Linked DNA regions of Homo sapiens: region 1 is linked to region 2. Evidence: read pairs that join two places in POLR2A ChIA-PET (ENCODE). Cell type or tissue: MCF 10A. All regions are shown on one strand. Links, peaks and the distances in the headings refer to the core of each region. The heading gives the core; the rest is flanking DNA.

Region 1 (5,361 bases), core at 166-5,165, 130 kb after region 2:
TGACCCCCCAAGCCCGTGCCTCGCCCTGTCTCTTCTTCCTCCTTATAATTAAAATCTTGAAGGACCCCGATGGCAGCCTGTCCCACCGCCCTGCCTGGGTCTGGCCCCTGCAGCTTGTGATGCTTCTCAGACCCATTCCCAGCCCTCCGGGGAGTCACAGAGGGGTGAGATCAGACAGAGGTTTGAATCCGGGGGTGGCCTTTCCTTGGATGGAGCAGTATTTAAAAAAAAAATTGGGCCAGGTGCGGTGGCTCATGCCTGTAATCCCAGCACTTTGGGAGGCCCAGCTACTCGGGAGGCTGAGGCAGGAGAATGGCATGAACCCGGGAGGCAGAGCTTGCAGTGAGCCGAGATCGCACCATTGCACTCCAGCCTGGGTGACAGCGAGACTCCGTCTCAAAAAAAAAAAAAAATTTGTAGAGATGGGGTCTTTCTGTGTTGCCCAGACTGGTCTCAAACTCCTGGGCTCAAGTGATCCTCCCTTCTCAGCCTCCCAAAGTGCTGGGATTACAGGTGTGAGCCACTGTGTCTGGCCCTGAATCATTTATTTTATTTTGAGCCAGGTTCTGGCTCTGTTGCCCAGGCTGGAGTGCAGTGGCATGATCACGGCTCACTGTAGCCTCAACCTCCCAGGCTCATGCGATCCTCCCACCTTAGCCTCCCAAGTAACTGGGACCACAGGCACACACCACCGTGCCCAGCTAATTTTTATTTTTTATTTTTTATTTTTTTTGAGATGGAGTTTCGCTCTTGTTGCCCAGGCTGGAGTGCAATTGTGCGATCTCGGCCCACTGCAACCTCCGCCTTCCAGGTTCAAGTGATTCTCCTGCCTCAGCCTCTGGAGTAGCTGGGATTACAGGCATGCACCACCACGCCCGCCTAATTTTGTATTTTTAGTAGAGACGGGGTTTCTCCATGTTGCTCAGGCTGATCTCGAACTCCAGAGCTCAGGTGATCTGCCCACCTCAGCCTCCCAAAGTGCTGGGATTACAGGCGTGAGTCACTGTGCCCGGCCCAATTTTTAATTTTTTGTAGAAATGGAAGTCTCACTAGGTAGCCCAGGGTCTTCACCTCCTGGATTCAAGTGATCCTCCTGCTTCAGTCTCCTGAAGTGTTGGGATTACATGTAACAGTCACTTCATTCACCCTGAATCATTTATGTAGGGGACAAAAATCACCGTCTCTCCAAGGACAGAACTTCTTTTTTGTTTTGTTTTGTTTTGTTTTGTTGAGATGGAGTCTTGTTCTGTCACCCAGGCTGGAGTGCAGTGGCGCGATCTCTGCTCACTGCAACTTCTGCCTCCCGGGTTCCAGCCATTCTCCTGCCTCAGCCTCCCCAGTAGCTGGGATTACAGGCGCGCACCACCATGCCCAGCTAAGTTTTGTATTTTTAGTAGAGAAGGAGTTTCACTGGCCGAGCGTGGTGGCTCACACCTGTAATCCCAGCTACTAGGGAGGCTGAGGCAGGAGAATTGCTTGAACCTGGTAGACGGAGGTTGCAGTGAGCCGAGATCGCGCCATTGCACTCCAGCCTGGGCAACAAGAGCGAAACTCCGTCCACCCCAGCCAAAAAAAGAAGTGGTTTTGCCATGTTGGCCAGGCTGGTCTCTAACTTTTGACCTCATGATCCACCAGCCTCAGCCTCCCAAAGTGCTGGGATTACAGGCGTGAGCCACCGCGCCCGGCCTGGTCTCAAACTTTTGACCTCGTGATCCACCAGCCTCAGCCTCCCAAAGTGCTGGGATTATAGGCGTGAGCCACGGCGCCTGGCCGCAAAAATGGAACTTCTGCATCACAGGTGACTAACGGTGCCAGGCACACAGTAGGTGTTCAATAAATCACTTTGGACTAAAAGAACACAGAGGCCAAGGGGAAGTGAAGAAACGACTCACAGGTCAGTTTTATTGGGTGCCTAGTGCAGGGGTCAGTACACTACGGCCCTCGGATCAGCTCTGGCCCTCTGCCTGTTTTTGTAAATAAAGTTTTATTGGGTGCCTAGTGCAGGGGTCAGTACACTACGGCCCTGGGATAAGCTCTGGCCCACTGCCTGTTTTTGTAAATAAAGTTTTATGGGCACAGAGCCATGCCCATGGTTTTACATATTGTCTCTGGCTACTTTCACTCTGCGATGGCAGAGCAGAGTCATTGCCGCAGAGACTGTGGCCTGCAATGCTGAAAATATTTACTCTCTGGCCCTTTACAGAAAAAGTTTGCCAAACCCTGAGCTAGTGTGTGCTGGGCCCTGTGCCAAGCCCTTTGTGTGTGCTCACTCAGTTAACCCTCCCACAGCCTTAAGGGTGGGGGCAGGGGGGTGGGGGGGAATAAGGCTCCGAGAGGTTGAGAAACAGACCCAGGGTCACACAGCTTGGAGATGGGTGAGCTGGGAATCAGACAGACCCGGGACCCCTGATATTCTTTAGGATCTTAGCTTTGTTAACCTTTGCTAATTTATCTTATTGTCTTAAATGCTAAAATGAATACACATTCATTGTAAAAAGGGAGGAATAAAGAAAAGGTGTTGACGGCCTTCTTCAGCCTGGGGTACATCCTGCCGTATCTTTCTCCACAGCTCATCCGGGGCTACTTTCCTTTAAATCTACAGCCATTCAGCAAACATCGGCAGAGGAGAACCGTTTTATAAGAAAACTAAGAAGTTTGGAAGAATCTTTCCTTCCTGCCCACCCTGGACCCCCATGAGTAGGTGTGCTGGGGCTGGTCTGCAGTGTTCTCACGGGAAACCAGGAAGCTGGGCCCAAGGCCTACATGTTGGGGAAGACAGGTCCTGCCTGTCTCCTGCTGTGGCTCCCCAGTGCTCTGAGGACAAAGCCTGAGCTCTCCCTGATTCTCCACCGTCCCTCTCACTCACTCTGGTCGTCTGGTCGCTGGGCCTTTAGTGAGTGTGCCATGGGGGCCCTGGGGCCGATTAAATTCCAGCCCCGGGGACCAGGCTCAGCTCCCAGCCAGGGCACAGACAGATCAGCACCTGCGGTTGTCTCCACCCCAACCCCCGGCCTTTGCAGGCACAGCGCCCTCCACCAGATACTCCGGCAAAGGAGGCCTGGGGACCCTGCGAGCGGGGCCGGGGGTGCAGGGAGCTGTCAGCTCCTCGCAGCGGCCTCCCCAGGACCCCCCTATCCCCTCGCTCGCCCTGAAATGTGTGTCCCTCTCGGCGTCTGGGCTCTCGAGAAAGGCCTTTGCTTGTCTGACTTCGCGAGGGTCCCGGCTCTGGCCCAGGAGCTGGGGAGGGGCGGGACTTGGTGACAGCCGGGTCCCAGCACCGCGCCCAGACCTAGGCCCTTCTCAGGGGTGCCCCGGGGCGGGGCGCGCGGGGCGGGGGGCGGCGGCGGCGCAGCCGGCAGGAGGCGCAGCGCCCGCTCGCAGCGCGGGGAGGTGGGAGGGGAGCGGGGCGGGGAGCGGGGCGGGCGGGAGGGAGAGGGGAGCGCGCCGGAGACGCGCGCGCCCAGCCCACCCCCCGCGCCCGCCGCCGCCCGGACAATAAACAGCAGCTTTGCGCGGGGCGATGCCCGAGCCGGTGCCGCCGCCCCCGCGCCGCGCAGCCCCGGCCGCCAGGCCTTAGCCCGCCCCGGCCCCCGCCAGGCCGCGTCCCCCTCCCCTCCCCTCCCCCGCGCGCCACCCGCGCCCGCCCCCGCCCGGCACCGCGGACCCACCCGGACCTCGGCGGGGAGATGGAGTGAGTAGGCGCGCTCGGGCCGCGGGGCTGGGGGCCCGGAGCTCCGGGAGCCGGGGAGGGGGGAGGCCCCCTCTCTCGCGCCCCATTGGGGGCGTCGCTGCCCCCGCGAGGAGCAGGAGGCGGCGCGGGGCTGCTGGGGCCGCAGCGCAGCCGGGAAGAGACTCGGGCTGGGCCGCGCCTGCCGGGAGGCCTCCCCGCTCCCGGACCCCGGCTGCCCACCCACCGGCGCGTGGGGACCCGGGCAGCGGCGGCTCGGGCCAGTCCAGGACGCGGGGAGGGGGAGGCTCGCGTCTCCGCCCGCGCCCCGCCCGCGTCTCCAGGGCGAGCCTCGGCTCTCGGCCACCTGTGGGTGGCCCCGGGGAGATGGAGCGACCCCTCCCCAGATTGCACCGGTCCGGCCTCGCGCTCACGCACCCTTCCCCCGCCCCAGTCTGAGCGCACGGCTCCTGGCGCCCTGGACGCGCGCGCGGGCCGGTGCCCCCCACCCCCGCCCTTCCCAAGGGCCTCCAGGGGTGTCCTGAGCCCCCCGCCACTGCGCAGGTCCCGAGTTACCGCTGGAGGGAGAGGGGCTGCCCTCGGCTTCCCGGGTCTCTGGGGTGTGTGAGAAGGGAGAGGAACCGGCGTTTTCCAGCGGGGCGCCTGGGTGGGATACCCTCTCGGGGAAGTGTCTCGGAGCTGGGGCTCCACTGGTGTAGCTACAGGAGTGGGCTGGCCCTGGGCTGGGATCCCTGGACCCCCGCATGGCTGCGCCTGTGTGTGTGGGGGGGGGGTGGCCAGTGGAGGCACCGAGCGAGGGCGCGTGGTCATTTCGGACACCGGTCCCCTCCTCCCGGTGCTCGGGTGCCCCTCTGCCCCTCACTCCCACAGGTGGGCACTGCACGGGCAGGGGTCAGGAGGCTCCTCCTGGGGTCACCCACCTGCCCACTTCAGGACAGGGGAGCCAGCTGCCCTGCTGAGGCCCGGGTCCCCACCCCAGCCCGAGGACCGAAGACCGGATCTGGAGGCCGCCTGTGGCCCCCTGCCCTTCCCACTGGGCGTGTTTTCTAAGCCGCCAACTTTCCCCGGGGATTCACCCGTGACCCGCCACGCCCGCGGCTGGGTGGGGGCCGCTGCCTCCCTCCCTCCCTGGGAAAGCGAGACACCCAGTGTCCTCTGCTTTTGAAAACCCAGACAAAGGCCTGACCCCTCTCCCCGTCACCCCGCCCCGGGAGCTCAGCCAGGGGCTCAGGGGAGCCAGGGCCCAGACTTGCCTGCTCCACACCCCCACCCCCCAGCCTTGTTTATCTGCCCTGCTCGCCAGGCCCCGGAGGAGCCTCTGGGCCTCTGACAGCCAGGCCTGGGCAGGGTGTGGCTGTGGGGAGGGGGCTGCCTAGGAGGACGACGGAGATCTCCCTCCCAGAGGAGGGGTGTCAGCGAACACTCCGGGTCGGGCCCATTGTTTCCTTCCTGCCACCCCTTCCTTTCCCACGGGGGATACTGAGGCCCAGAGAGGAGCTGCTGCCCCCCCCCCACCCCCCCTCCATCACACAGCACCTGGGGCCGGGGGGCCTCGGTGCCTCCTGCTCTGCTCCACGGTTTCTCCGTCCTGGGTCAGAGGGTGGCCCACAGGTCCCCCATTGGGTCATCATTGCTTTTGGGGATGCAGACATGGGACAGGCACCCAGTGTTAA
Region 2 (5,328 bases), core at 329-5,328:
AGTTCAAGACCAGCCTGGCCAACATGGTGAAACCCCATCTCTACTAAAAATACAAAAATTAGCTGGGCGTGTTGGCGCACGCCTGTAATCCCAGCCACTCAGGAAGCTGAGGCAAGAGAATCGCTTGAACCTGGGAGGTGAAGGTTGCAGTGAGCTGATATCATGCCACTGCACTCCAGCCTGGGTAACAGGGAGACTCTGTCTTTAAAAAAAAAAAAAAAAGAGGTCGGGCATGGTGGCTCACGCCTGTAATCCCAGCACTTTGGGAGGCCGAGGCGGGCGGATCACGAGGTCAAGAGATCAAGACCATCGTGGCTAACACGGTGAAACCCCGTCTCTACTAAAAATACAAAAAATTAGCCTGGCGTGGTGGCGGGCGCCTGTAGTCCCAGCTGCTAGGGAGTCTGAGGCAGGAGAATGGTGTGAACCAGGGAGGCGGAGCTTGCAGTGAGCCGAGATCGCGCCATTGCACTCCAGCCTGGGCGACAGAGCGAGACCCCGTCTCAAAAAAAAACAAAAAAAAAATTTATTGTGACCGATGTGTTGGGAACAAGGTGCAGAGCTGGAGGGTCTGGCCTCCTGAAGGGTCAAGAGCAAGGGCTTCGAGCCTCTGTCCTGGGCATTGAGCCGTAGGGGGCCTTGGGCAGAGGCTGGGGAGGGGGCTCCTTCTTCCAGAGGCTTTGCCAGCTAACTCCTGACCTACGTCTGAGATTTCGTCTTCCTGGTAACCAAAGTGGCCCTTTATCGAATGTCTCCTGGGCAAGGGCCTGGCCCCAGCACTGCGGCCAGCTCTCTGGGGAGACACAGATAGGAGCCCATGGGTGAGGTGAGCGCGGAAGATAAGCCGCCCCCGCCAGCCCTGTGGAAACCCAGCCAGGCCTGACTGGGTTTCAAGCACAGCACGAGGTTCCCACATTGAGCTAATTTGGACAGCCAAGTGGGTGAAAGACCTTTGGTCTCTCCCTGCTGGGTAGGGTGGTTCACAGTTTTGTTCCTTTTGTGCATTTGTGCAGGAGACTGAGAAGGGTTTCTTCTGAGCAGAAAGCTTAGCCTGGGGCTTACTGGCCAGAGCTGCCTGCAGCCTGGGAAGCAGGTGGAGTCTGCAGTGCTGGCAGCGCCGCCGTGCAGCGGTGTAGCCGTGTGTGCGCGTGTGTGTGTGTGGTGAGAAACCCCACTTTTGCTGGGGACTGACTCGTGAAGACCACAAGGTCTGGGCAACACAGCCTTGGCCCGTGTGGGGTGGACACTGCTGTTTGCTCTGTGAATTCGTGACTGTGTTTGCCTCTCCTGAAACTTGCTTCAGGGGCGTCTGCGGGTTGGTGGGGCACAGCCGGGTGGGGTGAGTGCCCAAGGTTGGCCGTCCGCGTCTCCTGTGGGCTTGTCGGGGACCGGAGGGCCGGGGTGTGCTAGCTGGGTCCCGAGGGTGGAGGGCTTCACCCCCGAGCCTCAGATGAGAGGAGTGGGAGTGCCTGGCTGCGGCCGGTGGGGGTGGGTGGGGGAGGTGCCCGAGGCTGCTTCCCAGAGCTGTTCTCGCTGGCTGCTGTCTGAGCACTGGGGTGGGTGGGGAGGAGGGCGGGTGGGGGCGGGCAGCCTTATCCTGCGGGGCTGCTTGTGTACAAGTACCACGCGGCCTGCCTGGCCCTGAGCCCTGGGCAAGGAGGCGGAGGCTGTTTTTAGATGAAGGTGACTTTACTTGAGAACATGGGTTACGTCTCATGTGGCCAGAATCGAATTCTAACCTTTCTGGGGCTGTGGCCGAGGGTCAGGCGCCGTCCCTCCTCCTGCTGCTCATGGGTGGAGGCTCCTGGTGCGGCGGGCGAGATGGGGTGGTCCGTGGGGTGGGGGCGCTCTGCATTGTCCCCGAGGAGCCTCTATGGAGGCTTTCTCTTCCGGACGCCCCCCCACCCCCAGTGACACGTCAATACACAGACACCAGCATCATCAGCATCCGGAGGGACACAGGGTTGTTCCATCCAAAGCCTTTTGGTCCCTTTGGGAGCGATGCTGCCCGCTGAGAAGCTGGCGGACCCAGCGGGAGCACCGGGACCGGTGCAGATGGCGCCTGGGAGCCCGGGACTCCTGGAAAGGTGGCTGGGGGCAGCTCGGCTGCGGGCCCCACCTGGTCCTCCTCACTTTCCTGTGTGCCCTGCCCTGCCTGGAGGTGGGGTGAGGTGAGTCAGGGGCCAGCCCTCTCCTAGCACCCCTGGGTGAGGAGGATGTGGAGCCCAGCCCTGCAGGTCTGGAGGATGAGGAGAGGGGCTGCTGCAGGGCAGGAAGGAGCTTGCCAGCTGGGCAGCCTCTGGCTGTGCTTCCTGCCCTGACTCACCTCGCCCAGCTCTGCACATAGCTGCCAGTGTTGCAGTCTGGGAAATCTTAACTCCCAAGAAATGTAGGTTACCAGGAGGAGATCCCTTTGTGAAAATGGCACTGCCAGCCAGGCGCGGTGGCTCACGCCTGTAATCCCAGCACTTTGGGAGGCCCAAGAGGGTGGATCACGAGGTCAGGGGTTCAATACCAGCCTGGCCAAAATGGTGAAACCCCGTCTCTACTAAAAATACAAAATATTAGCTGAGTGTGGTGGCAGGCACCTGTAATCCCAGCTACTTGGGAGGCTGAGGCAGGAGAATTGCTTGAACCCGGGAGGCAGAGGTTGCGGTGAGCTGAGATTACACCACTGCTGAACAGAGTGAGACTCTGTCTCAAAAAAAAAAAAAAGAAGAAGAGGAGAAAGAAAATGGCGCTGCCAAAACTTGTCAACTGCGCCTGCCCAGAGCTCACCTGAGGTGCTCAGACGTGAACATTCCTGTCCCCGTGGCCTTGGGGGCCGTGACCTGTGCACTGCCACGCAGCCTCGGAGCCGTGTGCACGCATATGCACGTGTGTATGTGTTGTGTGTGTTTGCAGACGTGTGTCCTTGTGTGTGTGTGTGTGTTGTAGCGGTGCCTGGGGAGTCTGACCTCAGAAGGTGCTGTGGGGAGGGCTGCAAGGTCCTGGCGGGAGGAGGCACTCCCCACGCTTCCCCTTGGGCTGGGCTGTTCCTGGCAGGCGAGTGCTAGGCACAGTGTGAGGTTCTGTGTGGATTCTGCTGTGCTCCTTGGCAGCTCTGGGGGCCTTCCCTTGCATTTCGAAGGAAGGGGAGGCGTGTGGCTGGAGGTGAGAGGCCCTGAGGCCCTGCCTGGCTCCCAGCTTCCCAAATCCGCCTCTCTCTGGGTCGCCGCCCTCAGAGATTGCTGAGGACACGAGCTTTCCACCCACGGGCTGTCCTAACGGAGCCGGGCTAGGGGCTTCTGGACAGAGGCCGCCTGCCCCTTTGGGCTTTGGGGTTTGTTTTTCTCAGCAGCTCACCCGGGTCTCTGGGGTCAGGGTATCGGGCAGAAGTCAGAGGACGGTGCGCTTGGGACCTGAGCTCTGGGCAGCCCTCGGGGCTCAGGACTCCTGGCTCTTCTGCCCAGTTTCATGTGTTTTGTGTTTTGAAACCACGTGTGGTCCCACAGTTGTGCCCTCAGAAGCCGCCGTGGCTGCCGTGAGGTAGCAGTGGACGGGACGCCCACGGTCTTTCCCATGCCATGCTGTTTCCAGCCGGGCCCCATCACTCTCCCACAAGCTGAAAGGAAGTGGCTTCTCCACCAGCCCTGGCTGGGAGTCCTGTGGGCGAGGCCTTCCCCAGGAGCTGCCCTCCCAAGTGCCCCAGGCACTAACAAGACCCCACGCGTGCTCTCCCCACAGCCGGCTTCGTCCAGGCGCCGCTGTCCCAGCAGAGGTGGGTGGGGGGCAGTGTGGAGCTGCACTGCGAGGCCGTGGGCAGCCCGGTGCCCGAGATCCAGTGGTGGTTTGAAGGGCAGGGTCCCAACGACACCTGCTCCCAGCTCTGGGACGGCGCCCGGCTGGACCGCGTCCACATCCACGCCACCTACCACCAGCACGCGGCCAGCACCATCTCCATCGACACGCTCGTGGAGGAGGACACGGGCACTTACGAGTGCCGGGCCAGCAACGACCCGGATCGCAACCACCTGACCCGGGCGCCCAGGGTCAAGTGGGTCCGCGCCCAGGCAGTCGTGCTAGTCCTGGAACGTGAGTGGCGGGCACCTCCCTCCCCGCCTCCCTCAGTTTCCCTCCTGTGCCGCTCGCCTCCCGGCTCCTGCTCAGTAGAACCCAGACGCCTCCTCCCCTCTCCGTCCCGCTGTGCCCCGTTGGGCCCACCGCCTGGACGGAGGGGCCCGGACCTGAAGGGGGTGGGCTCGCCGCCTGACCACCAGCGCTGGGCGGCCTGGCTCGGGGCAGGCAGGGCTCTGCCCTCCAGCAGGTGGGTCCTCGTCCTCCCCTCGACCCTCGTGCCATCCGTTCCGTCGTTTCTGCTTCCCCGGGCGCCTGCCCGGCTCCCTCCCTGAGCGTCCATACTGCAAGCCTGAGGGGCCCTCCAAGCTCAGCCCAGGCTTGCAGGTCTCAGAACCTTCTGTGTCCTTCGCAGCATCTCGTTCTAAGGGATTTTCAAATTTCAATTCCTAGCGGGAATATTGTAAACTAACCAAGAACCAAGAGATTTGCTTGGTTGGGGATTGGCAGAAGAACCGGGGTGCTCCCAGCACTGCTGGAGTGCCGTCAGCCTGGGGCTGGGGGGATGTGGGGCCACCTGAGTGCCTCCTAGAGAAGGGCACGGGAGCCTTGGCCGGGGGTGCTGTGGCTATTTTTTTTTTTTTTCCTGGAGATGGAGTCTTGCTGTTCCCAGGTGGAGTGTGGTGGCACAATCTCGGCTCACTGCAACTTCCGCCTCCCGGGTTCAAGCGATTCTTCTGCCTCAGCCTCCTGAGTAGCTGGGATTACAGGCATGAGCCAACATGCCCAGCTAATTTTTTGTATTTTTAGAAGAGACGGGGTTTCACCGTGTTAGCCAGGATGGTCTCGATCTCCCGACCTCGAGATCCACCCGCCTTGGCCTCCCAAAGTGCTGGGATTACAGGCGTGAGCCTCCGCGCCCGGCCACCACCGCGCCCAGCTGGCTACGTTTTTAGAAAAGAATTTCCAGTTTGTGCTGGGGCTGCTACAAGAGCTCGATGCCCTGGTCCCTGCTCAGGGACGTGGGTGGGTGCCTTGTCTGTCCCCACACCCTGGTCCCAGCCTCGTGTGTCTCTGGGCAGGAACATCGCCAGGCGGGGCCTCTGGGTTCCCAGCGCCTTAGCCCAGGGCCCGCCAGCTGCCAGCGAAGGGTGCCTTCCCGAAGGGGGTGCCTTCCCGAAGGGGCCTCCTCAGCAGGCGCTGGGCTCTTCCCTTCCCGGAGGCGTGGCCAGAAGTTCCCCTTGGGCCTCCGGTCCTCGGGGCGTAAGGGCC

Evidence for each region. ChIA-PET counts read pairs that join two places held together with the same protein. Peaks named below come from ENCODE experiments on the same cell type or tissue, not always from the same donor. Only the 100,000 strongest peaks of a DNase experiment are listed, where the experiment ranks them.
Region 1: POLR2A ChIA-PET joins it to region 2 with 5 read pairs; 6 of 35 experiments call an interaction of 5 or more read pairs at or near these places.

What each region holds. Positions count from the first base shown.
Region 1 is chr19:705,461-710,821 of GRCh38, forward strand. It overlaps PALM (paralemmin), which reads left to right and starts at 3,475. Exons shown (of 9, transcript NM_002579.3): 1 at 3,475-3,691. The coding sequence starts at 3,687. RefSeq lists an enhancer at 2,472-3,032 and a silencer at 2,485-2,721. In MCF 10A, for the core only: no CTCF peak of the experiment used is centred there; a DNase peak (open chromatin) is centred at 2,251.
Region 2 is chr19:574,048-579,375 of GRCh38, forward strand. It overlaps BSG (basigin (Ok blood group)), which reads left to right. Exons shown (of 9, transcript NM_001728.4): 2 at 3,727-4,074. Among named protein-coding and RNA genes, the nearest start is that of BSG, 4.1 kb to the left of the region's middle. In MCF 10A, for the core only: no CTCF peak of the experiment used is centred there; DNase peaks (open chromatin) are centred at 994 and 2,304.